Linked DNA regions of Homo sapiens: region 1 is linked to region 2. A link is an interaction called in ENCODE POLR2A ChIA-PET data of the cell type or tissue named here. Cell type or tissue: PC-9. All regions are shown on one strand. Each heading gives the region's core, and the rest is flanking DNA. Links, peaks and the distances in the headings are about the cores only.

Region 1 (5,389 bases), core at 301-5,300, 80 kb after region 2:
AAAGAAGAAGCGAGAAAGAAGACCTCTGTCTGCACTGACTCTGATTGGCATCTCTCTGATAGGAATCTAAGTCACTGCGATTTTTCCAGAAGATAAGGAAGTTCTTTTTCTTTAAAATGTTCATGTTGCCTAATGTAAGGAATTGCTGGCCTTTATCAGTTTTTAAGCCTTGGATCCTGGGCCACTAATTACCTGGAAGTCTAGAGAGATCCAGGAAGCATATATAAAAGGCTGGTTTTCCAAAAGAGATTGTGCTTCAATTTCCCAATGTCCCAGTCTTTACTGTTGCCATGACCAGGTGCATGGGCTCAGCTAGTGCATTTGCATACTCCTCACTTCTAATCCCTGCCTGCCTGCTACACACCTTCTGGACCCTGACTGCTGCTCTCACAGTAGAGCACCTGTCAGGTTCTTACCCAAGTTTCTGTGATTTCTTAATACTGATCATTCCCCTTAGCTGCACTCAGTCTTTCCTTAACTAACTCAACCCAGGCTTCTATCCCTGCCTTTCCAATCTATTGTCATTCCCAACTCCAATGTGATAACTCCCCCTCAAACCCCACCACCCGAAAAAACAGAAATAAAAATGCTGGTCAGGCACGGTGGCTCATGCCTGTAATCCCAGCACTTCGTGGGGCCAAGGCAGGAGGACCGCTTGAAGCGGGGAGTTCAAAGCCAGCCTGGGCAATGTAATGAGACTCTGTCTCTACAAAAAAAATTTAAAAAATTAACTGGGCATGGTGGTGCACACCTGTAGTCCCAGCTACCTGGGAGAATGAGGTGGGAGGATAAATTGATGCAAGAATTCAAGGTTATAGTGAGCGATGATCCTGTCACTGCACTCCAGCCTGTGTGACAGAGTGAAACCCCGTCTCTAAAATATAAATAAATATATATTTTTATATATAATAACTTATATATAAAAATACATATGTATAGCAGCCCAGAGCTGTCTGCCTTCTCAGAATTTCTGCTACAAATTTTAGATATTTCTGCAGTACGTTTTAAATACCCATCATCAACCGATGTTGTTAGACAACTAAGTTATATAAATTGCCCAAAGAACTCCAGCTCTAAAGCCTCCCAAGTTCTATAAGACAATGCTTGATATGATCTTATGGCTCAGTGTTTCCCAGAGATGGTGTGTGGTGACTGATGGGTAGGCAATGAGGATTCTTTTCATGGCCTAAGACAAATATCTTTCCTTAGTCTCTTACAGGAGAATGAAGTGCGTGTTCATAAATTTTCATTTGTATATGTAACTAAGAACCAGTTTGTAAATCCTACTGTCTTAACCAGGTTCCCCAGAAAGCAGAGACAGAGGCAAAACTTATATGCTACTACCTTACTACAGCATGCAATCCAGCAAAGCAGGACACCTATGGCAAGAAAATTAGTGAAGCCATCTTAAGCTCCTGAATCTGTTGCTGGTTCCATAATAACCAGGGCCATAATCAATATTCACCACCTTGTCTTCCTCCTTCAGTGCAGTCTAGATTCCCTCATACTTGGCTAGCACTTTGGCTGATCTGGTTTTCTTGTGTAGTGAGTGACCCAGGCCTTTATCTCTGAGGGTTCTAAGCTCTTACATTGCCTGGATCTTGTGATCCATGGTTGCCACAATTGCCCATTTACCATGATCACTGGACACAACACCAAGAAATGTTCCATTAAATCCTCTGTTTCCCAACATACTCCTCCCTGCCCCTATGTCTCAGTAGCACTCTGAGATCCTCATGGTAATCAGGGTTGATTAGCCTCATCAATATAGACACTCCTTTCTTTGCCCAAAGTAACCAAGTGGCAGTTGCAGTTTCAAGTTCAGCTAAATCTTACTGTGTTGTCTGATAAAAGGAATTTCCCTGGGAACCAGGGCTTCTAATCTATCAGAGCCTAAGAGTATGGGTTCAGAAAGCATAAGTTCTACAAGTGTCTGGCTGGAAACGATAGTGAGAGGAAGTCAATCCTACTTGCACTCCTTGGTCCCTGCCTCTGCGTATTCCAACTGTTAAGGGCTCACACCATATACCAACCATTGGTTTGGCACATATGTCACAAGTTGGAGGGCAGTGCTATAACCCTTAGCATGTTGTCCATGGTTAGCCCCTTAGCTGAGCTTTTAATAGGCTATTCTGCCATTCTGTTAGGCCAGCTGCTTTTAGATGATGGGGTACATGGTAATACTAGTGAATCCCCTTGCCATGTACCCATTATTGCAACTCCTTTGCCATAAGATGGTGGAACATAATGTTGTAGTGTTATTCTGTATTTGTTGCCACAGGGTTGCTCTAACAAAGTACCACAAATTAGGTGACTTAAAACAGCAGAAATTTATTGTCTCACAGCTATGGAGTCTAAAAGTCTGAAATGAAACTCTTGGTAGGACCATGGATCCCTCTGAAACCTGGAGTGGTTTCCTTCCTTGCCTTTTCCTAGCTTCTGGTGTTTGTGGGCCATATTTGGCATTCCTTGGCTTATAGCTGCCCCACTCTAATCTCTGTCTTTATTATCACGTGGTTTTCTCCTTGTGTGTCTCTGTCTCTTTGTCTCTTCTCCTCTTCTTATAAGGACACCAGTCATATTGGATTAGGGGCCTGCCCTACTCCTGTATGACTTTAATTACATCTGCAATGACTCAATTTCCAATTGAGGTAACAGTCCAAGGTGCCAGGAGTTAGGTTTTCAACACTTGTTCTGGAAGGACACAATTCAACCTATGACCAATACCATGCCACTAACTCAGGCAACCTTAAAATAAGATCCTGGGATTTATTTTCAGTATATTCTGTCTTGCAGTTACAAAAAATAAGAGTATTGTAAAGCTACAGAGAGGACCTCTATCTTCACAACATGTCTTTAGTTGGCTATGCTGAGGTTATAAGTGTTTTTGAGAGGCTCCCAATGCTCTTAAAAAAAGCTAACCTACTCCACAATTCTTGTCATGATTATTCCTCCCACAATGGTTAAGCCACAGTCTTCTTATATCCCAGTAGTTCACCTTCGACCTGTACCTCATCCCAATTAACCACAGGTGAGTATCAGTCACTGGGATGCCACAGCATGCCAAGGGTTATCCCCATTCCTCTCACCACCAGAAATGAGGTCCCTATTGCTTTCAGATAGCAATAATTCACCTCCAAAATCTCATCCTGAGGCTCTGTTTTCTAGGCCACTTATGTCATCATGAGTGTATCTTATAAGTAGAATGTCCATGCGTATAACTATGTATCCTAGCCTAGATTCTCCAGAAAGCAGAAACTCGGTTAAAACCTTGTCTGCTATTCCTTTATTAGAGAGTAAATCCCAGGGAAATAGTAGTGAAAAGGAAGATAAAGAAGCAGGGAAGATGGGAAAGCCAATATGAGGGCATGTTACCAATCTGGCCACCATTTGGCAACAGGTGCAACTGATTACTCAATTTCATAAGACCATCTTCGGAGAATCTATATGAATGATTGTAACTCAAGACAGTAATGCCAGTCTTTTGGGGTGGGAGGCGTCGAATATTTTCTTTACTGATTTCCATCTCCCACTAGTCAAAGACTCACCCAAGAGGGTGCTAGCTCCTCCTCATTTCTAGGTTGCACATATATGGGCATCAAACAGATCCCACAGTGTCTCCTTCCTCACCATCAACAAGGATGTCCAAGGGTAGAAAGCAAGTACTGCATGGGGCAGGCATAAGGAGAGGTGCTGTCAAGTTTAGCTCTCTTAAAATCAATTGAAGCCTTCACCGGTATGGTCACTGTAGGGGTGGCTGGAGTGAAACAAGTGACCAAAGACTCTTAGAAGCAAGGAACATTGAAAGAATCAAAATGGCACAAAAGTTGTGGGTGCTTCTAGCAAATAAGTGAGTGATAACTAATTTTTAAAATGTTTCATTCTTAATCCAAAGGTAACATCTTCACTGAGTTATTCTTTCCTTGAAAAGTGGGAATGAGAAGAGTAAATGATACAGTGTGCCTTTTGCCTAAGGAGTTGGGAGGTCAAAAACACTGTATACTCTTGCCTCAAATGACCTCTATGCTGCTTATTTACTTATTAACTTAGTTTTATCTTGACTTTTTAAAAAAAATTTAAAATAAATTGTAACAAAAGGCAGACCAATATGATAGACATATAAAATGACTCAAGCAAGTGCAGGAAAATAGAAATATGCTAATGGTATCTTTAACATAATTTCAATGAGAGAGCTGTAAATTTGGCTTCCAGTTACACAGTTCAGAAATCATGATAAGTAATATAGCTCTTATTATCAGAAAGGAGGAAGCAGGCTTTAGGAGAAGTGAAGTTTTTTCTAGCACTGGAATCTAAAATAGCTTTCTGATATGGAGGTTTATAGAGAAGAAATTGTGTGATGTAATGGAAAACGTCCTCAACAACATTTTTACAACAAATGTACAAGTTGATTTCATTTAACAACGAGGTGGGAAAATTTATTAATTCAACAGCTGATGCTAGAATTCCTTCTAGGGAGAAAACAACTTTTGCTGGTAATAACACTTAGGGTATAAGTGGAACCCTCTAGGTCTGGTATGAAAGCTTGTAAGGAACAGGAAAACAGTTCTGCCTAACAGAGGAAAAGGAATCTGGAGGGCCACAGGGCAATTTGGAAGAGTGAGTGAAGAGGTTGGATGAGAAGGGAGATGAGGGGAGCAGAAGCCACTGAGAAGGCAGAAGGCTCTGTGTAGTGATCCCTCATCCCCTACCACAACCCTCCGTCTTCAATAAAGTTTTTGCTAAACTTGGCATTGTTCTGGGTATTTCAATGTGGGTATTGAAAGCAAATAAGTGCCAATCAGATGGCAGCAAAGTGAGATGGTGACAGATGTGAGGAATGCAGAAACAAAGAAGAGAAAGGCAGGTAATTGTCAGCCATCTGGGATTCGTGAGAACTGGAGAGAAAAAAGCACTACTGATTAAGGGCAGGTCCACAGACTTTCACTACCAGATGAACAATGGTTGAGTCTGACATATCTTATAAGGGCCAAGAAACATGACAGCATCAGCATGACACACCATCCCTCCTCTGAAGGTGGATGAGATACTCATTGTGAAAGAGGCAGCCAATTATTACCTAGCATCATTTTCCCCTTCTCGTTTAGTGATAGAACCTTCCCATTTTTAGCTCGGCACATGGGGTCCCAACTAGAGACATTTCCTAATAAAGGCATTTCCTAATAGGTGATTATGGCCTGTTAACAAGTGGTCAATGAGATGTAGGCAAAAAGAATGTAGACAAGTTCTGGATCACGTTCTTATGGGAAGCTACTTGATCATTGCTTATTTCTCTATTCCCAAACTCTAGAATGAGAACATGGTGCTGTGAGCCAGCTTTCACCGTGTGGATAAGGACATAATCAAGTCTAGGCAATGGCCTAGCAATGAC
Region 2 (5,389 bases), core at 213-5,212:
ATGGTGGTGGGCACCTGTAATCCCAGCTACTGGGGAAGCTGAGGCAAGAGAATCGCTTGAACCCGGGAGGCAGAGGTTGCAGTGAGCCGAGATCACAAGACTCCATCTCAAAAAAATAAAATAAAATAAAATAAAAGATAAACATCTTCCTGATGTATTTAGGTCCAATCTTTTACTCTGAGGGCTGTCATGCACTAGCAATATCAGCAGTACACTACCCAGCTCTAGGTAATGCCATTTAGAGAGACTGTCATGTGAATGGTATCTCTTAGACTGTATGCCTATAAGGTTTCCATGTTCTTATGCTTTATGAGAGTCTTTTATAAACAGCACAGGGTTGGATTTTGTTTTTTATCCAATCTGATGGTCTATTCTTTAACTGGCACATTGGGTCTATTTATATTCATGGTGATTGTTGATACATTTTTCTTTTCTTCTATTTTCTTACATTTTATTGCAAGTATTCTATTTTTTGTTTCTTTTTAATACTTTCTTATTTAAAGTAATTAATATATATACAGTATATTATATATATATATATATATATGTTTGTGTATATACACCCTCTAACTAGACAAGATTTTTAGTATATGTTCATTACTTTTGGTCTTCCCCCCACCAGGGTTGCCAATCATATTGACACCATATAGAGCTTTAATTCTGTGGTATTTTGGATATAGTTCTTTTTTTTCTTGATATTTTTTCTTCTCTTTCTCTTTTGGAGCACTTATGTTAAAATATCTTTTCAATGGTAGTCCTTTTTATGGTAAAAAGGACTTGTATGCCTGAGAATATTTTTATTGTCATCACATGTTTGAAATACAAATTTATTAATTGTAAAATTCTACCTTCAAATTTATTTTCTTAAGTATTTTTTAAAAATTACTCCATTGCCTCTGGAATTCTGCATTTATTGAAAACTCCGATGTCATTTGTGTCATTTATCATTTTCTCTTTGCCTATGATATTCTTAAATCTCAATATAATGGACCTGTGTGTGAATTTTTAAAATATATATTTACTTAATATTTTTAATATATATTTCCCATGAAGTGGTTCTCTAAAGACCATTTCAATCTGTAGCTGTTCTTTCTTTTGAAAATGTTCTTCACATTTCTTTAAATATTTTCCTCTTTTAATTTTTATAATTTTTCCTTCAGGGACTCTAAGTATCTAAAACCTGGTACTTCTATTATCTCTGGCTATGAACTTTTACATTTTCTATCATTCTAGAAGCATTCTTCCATCTGGTCTTTCAACTCCATCATTCTTTAGCTGTAGCTATGTCACTATTTATCCCACCTATTAGGTTCCTTCAAGTCTACATTTTTATCCTGATATTTTACATGGCTTTTTTTTGTGGGGGGAATTTCTTGTCTTGGTTCATGTTGCTAATACATTTCTTTTTCTCAATTAGGATGTTTATTTAAGAAGATATAAATTATTGGTCCTTTTGTTCTAATATATCTGCTCCCAGGGGTGTTCGTCATCCAGTTTGTTATTCTGCTTTTGAGATCGTTTACTCCTCAGATGTCCTCTACCCAACCCATAAATGAAGAAATAGCCCAAGGCTCCATCCTAAGCCCTCTTCTTGTCTCTCTGTGCATGTTCTCTCCAGATTCTCTCATCTTCCGTGGCTGTCTCATAGATAAAAACTGTATTACTCATGCTTCCTCCACCCTGCCAAATATTCTACATCATTTTTAATTGTTCAATCATCCACATAGCTACCCAAGCTTAAAACCTATGAGTCCCCAGAGACTTTTCTTTTCCTCAAGACCTATAGCCAATTCATTACCAGATTCTATCAGTTCCTTCTTCAAAATATATCTTGCTTTTGCACCCCTGCCTCGATTCCACTGCCACAACCTCAGTATGAGCAGCCATAATTTAAATCCTGGTCTACTTTAGGCAGTCTACCTGTTTCCACCCTTAACCCCACCCAACTCATTTGGCCACTTTGCTCTACAGCAACACATATTTTCACAGAGGTACACACACATACACACACACAGAACTTAAAATCCTCTAGTATTTTCTCACTGCATTCAGTAAAATGCATTCATAAAATCACATCTCTTTACCAAGGCCTACAAAGTTATCTGATTCAGCTCCTGCCTATCTCTCCAATCTAATTGCATACCACAACCTCCTCATGATCTGTGCTCTAGACACACTGATGTTCCTTCAGTCCCAAGAACATGCTATGGTCCCTCTCAAAGTCAGAGGACTTTGCACAGCTGCTCCTTCTGACCAAGATGATCTTACACCATTCTCTCTACTTTGCTACCTCCTTCTCATTCTTTAGGTCTCAGCCTCAATGTCAACCCTCAGAGAGGTCTCCCATGTCTTCCCTAAGTGAAGCAAGTCCTTTTATCTTAATCTCTATCTTAGCTTCTTGCCTACTTCCTTCACAGTACATACCATATTGAGTAATTAACTGTTCACAGTGTTTAGTTTTTCACCACTTTTAGGATTTAAACTCCATGAGGCAGAGATTTTACCATGAGAGCAATTAATATTTGTTGGATGAATGGTCAGACCATCCTGGAGACTATGAATGCATGAGGTGCCAAATTTCTGCAGTGCCACTAATAATGCCATGAAGAAAATCACCCAACCCACTCTGAAATAAATTACAGCATTATTAACAACATGCTTGCCATTTATTTTTCTTTTTAGACTTTATTTCTCCATGATTTTGTTCTCCAACAAAACATCCTCTAAGGTACCCATTTGAACTTTTTTTAATGTCAAAACATGAGTCTCTCTAATGAAAATTTTAGCAAGGACTACCATGGATGTTTGATATACATATTTTTCTTACTTGAATAATAGCAACCACATGTTGATACAGCTATTAAGGAAAAAGAAGTTTTTCCAGCAGCTGTTGACTTCATCAATTCCTCTCTGCAATGAGTCACTCAAACTTCCACAGAGCTAGAAAAGAAAAAAAAAAAAAGAAAGTTGCAAGTAAGGAAGTAGGGATTTTTTTATTGTGATGAGAGAGGAGTGGGAAGAGTTAGACAGGGAGAAAGTGAATAAAATCAACTAGAATGAGAGATTTGATTCCATAGAAAGTTGAGTAATTTGCGTGTCAAAAAGATAAAACTATACACTTGCCTAGTACTTTAACAACACAACTGAAAAGCATGTGGAAACTGGCATAAAAGGTGGGGTATTTGCAACGAGAAAAATGCAGTCATTTTTTTAAAAAAGCAACAGCTGCCAGTTTGAGCCACTCTACAAATGGCCAAGAAAGAAACCTACTCCTCTCCTTCAGTTGTATTAATATAATGCCAACCATTAATGAGATAATAACTATCCCAGGCAACAGTCAACGTCTTTTTGAGAGGATGTTTCTTAAATTCCCCATCACATTGCACAACCTCTTGGAAAAGGTGAGATTTAATTACCTGCCAACTCTGAGACAGAAAGTTCTGTTGACTGTATGACACAAGTAAGCACTCAGTAAAGTACATAGCACAATATGCACTTTGATTAATATAAATTGGCTTCAGAGTGACTTTGCATTTTTACAGTGATTGTGTTGTTTGTCTCGTTGCCTTTCATATTGCCTGCTAAATAATAATAGCCTTTATTTATTGAGCACATACCACATACAAGAGAATGTGCTAAGCATTTTGCAAATATTACTGACAACAGCCCTATGTGCTATGTATTATTATCTAGGTCAAGTAGATACTATTGCTCTGTTTTAGAGATCAAGAAATAGAAGTTTAGAATGGTTAAATAACCAACTCCAGGTTGCCCAATGAGTTTAATACCCACGACTATTAGCTTCAAAGCTATTCTTATAGAGAAACTCACTATGTGCTTGGGAGAAAGCGCGTGTGACACCATTTGACAGTATTACAATAGCATTGTGTGTCATCAATGGGAAAAAAAGAAGAGTGAATGATTAAAAGCCATGCAAATAATGTATTCTCTAGTCTAAGTTTCTGTTAATAATTGTTCATGTTACTGCTTCAACAGGCATTTATGGAGCAACTATTTGGTATCACAGGGATTAAAAAGATAAGCAAGACAAAGGTCTTTGTCTTCATGGAAGCTCAGTGAAGCCCCTACAAAGGCAACTCCAAGATGAAATTAATATTTTGCTCTTTTTCTGTTGAGAAAATAACTTTTTGTAAAATAAAAATTATTGACAATCAATTGTACAGTTTAATACAGTGGCTTTAAAACTGTACCTTATTGAATCCCGAGGTATTGACCAGCTCCCCTAAGATAACAGAGGTGGATTAGGGACAGAGGTCTGTGAAATGGTGTCTACCACTTTCCCTCAAACACACAAGTTCTGTTTTAATTTCTTTTCATGTTAATTTTCAGCATAACATTTTGTTTGACTAAGCAGTTCTATCACAAAGAAAATTTGAAAACCTTTGATTGACTTGGTGAAATAAATACATACTTTATACCAACTTAGATCTTAAATGAAATGTTGATGCTTGCTTTTGTAATTATCACTAAAATGTGTTCTAATAATAACTTTTGAAGATGCAGGCTTCACAGAGCAGATGACCAAACAGAAAATATCTATCAGAAACATGAGTAAATACCAATTAAAATATATGATAGCCTTGTAAACTCTCACACTCTTGGTCCAACAGAAATGAAAAATTACTTGAGTGGGATGAGTAGGAAAAAAAGTGGTAGTGTCATTCAATTCCAGAGGAAGAGATGAATTTAATGGTGAGGTTACTGGCATTGGGACTAATATCAGGGATGATGTCTAATATTACTCAATCACATTCAAGTAAAATATCAGCCTTTGGTATCTTCATTGGACCAGAACAGTTTCTTTAGATCTTCTTATTTCTCTTTCAAGCTTCAACCTTAAATAATAGGCCATTGTGTAGCAGAAAAAACTTTAAACTTAGAAGTAGAAATCTATAATCAAATCCTCAGCCAACTTAAAAACAGTTGTGTGACCTTGGATAAGTCCCATAGCCGGACTGCATTCTCTAAACCAGCAGCTATAACGTTTCCTACCTCATTAGAGTGTGGTGTGAATGAAAATGTGAAGAATGCCTAAAACAGAGTCAGGCCTTGAATGCATTAGAAAGTTTCAGGCAGCCACTCATTCCATCACCCTGTCTCACTCTTTCTAGTGACCCAGGGTCACTTACCTGTTTTTCTTAATACACCCCAAGTCTTTCTCTTGCCTCTCTTTGTAGACCAGAATTATTCTTGTGTTCATCAATATGGATTGAGTCAAAAATTTTCAAGATCTACCTGACTTATTACTTCAAGGATCCATCATCCTCTGGCTTCCATTTTTTTGTATTTCTATAGGCATGGATTCAAAGGGGATATCTGACTGGCTCAGGCTAGATCCAGATGAACTCCTCCTACATTTGTTGTCCAT

What was found. ChIA-PET counts read pairs that join two places held together with the same protein. Peaks named below come from ENCODE experiments on the same cell type or tissue, not always from the same donor. Only the 100,000 strongest peaks of a DNase experiment are listed, where the experiment ranks them.
Region 1: POLR2A ChIA-PET joins it to region 2 with 13 read pairs; 2 of 35 experiments call an interaction of 5 or more read pairs at or near these places.

The regions. Positions count from the first base shown.
Region 1 is chr7:116,647,969-116,653,357 of GRCh38, forward strand. All of the region lies in intron 2 of COMETT (cytosolic oncogenic antisense to MET transcript), which reads right to left. Among named protein-coding and RNA genes, the nearest start is that of MET, 22 kb to the right of the region's middle. In PC-9, for the core only: no CTCF peak of the experiment used is centred there; no DNase peak of the experiment used is centred there.
Region 2 is chr7:116,568,291-116,573,679 of GRCh38, forward strand. It overlaps COMETT (cytosolic oncogenic antisense to MET transcript), which reads right to left. Exons shown (of 5, transcript NR_165033.1): 3 at 5,151-5,389; 4 at 2,828-2,940. Among named protein-coding and RNA genes, the nearest start is that of CAV1, 46 kb to the left of the region's middle. In PC-9, for the core only: no CTCF peak of the experiment used is centred there; DNase peaks (open chromatin) are centred at 2,911 and 3,441; H3K27ac peaks cover 1,292 bases.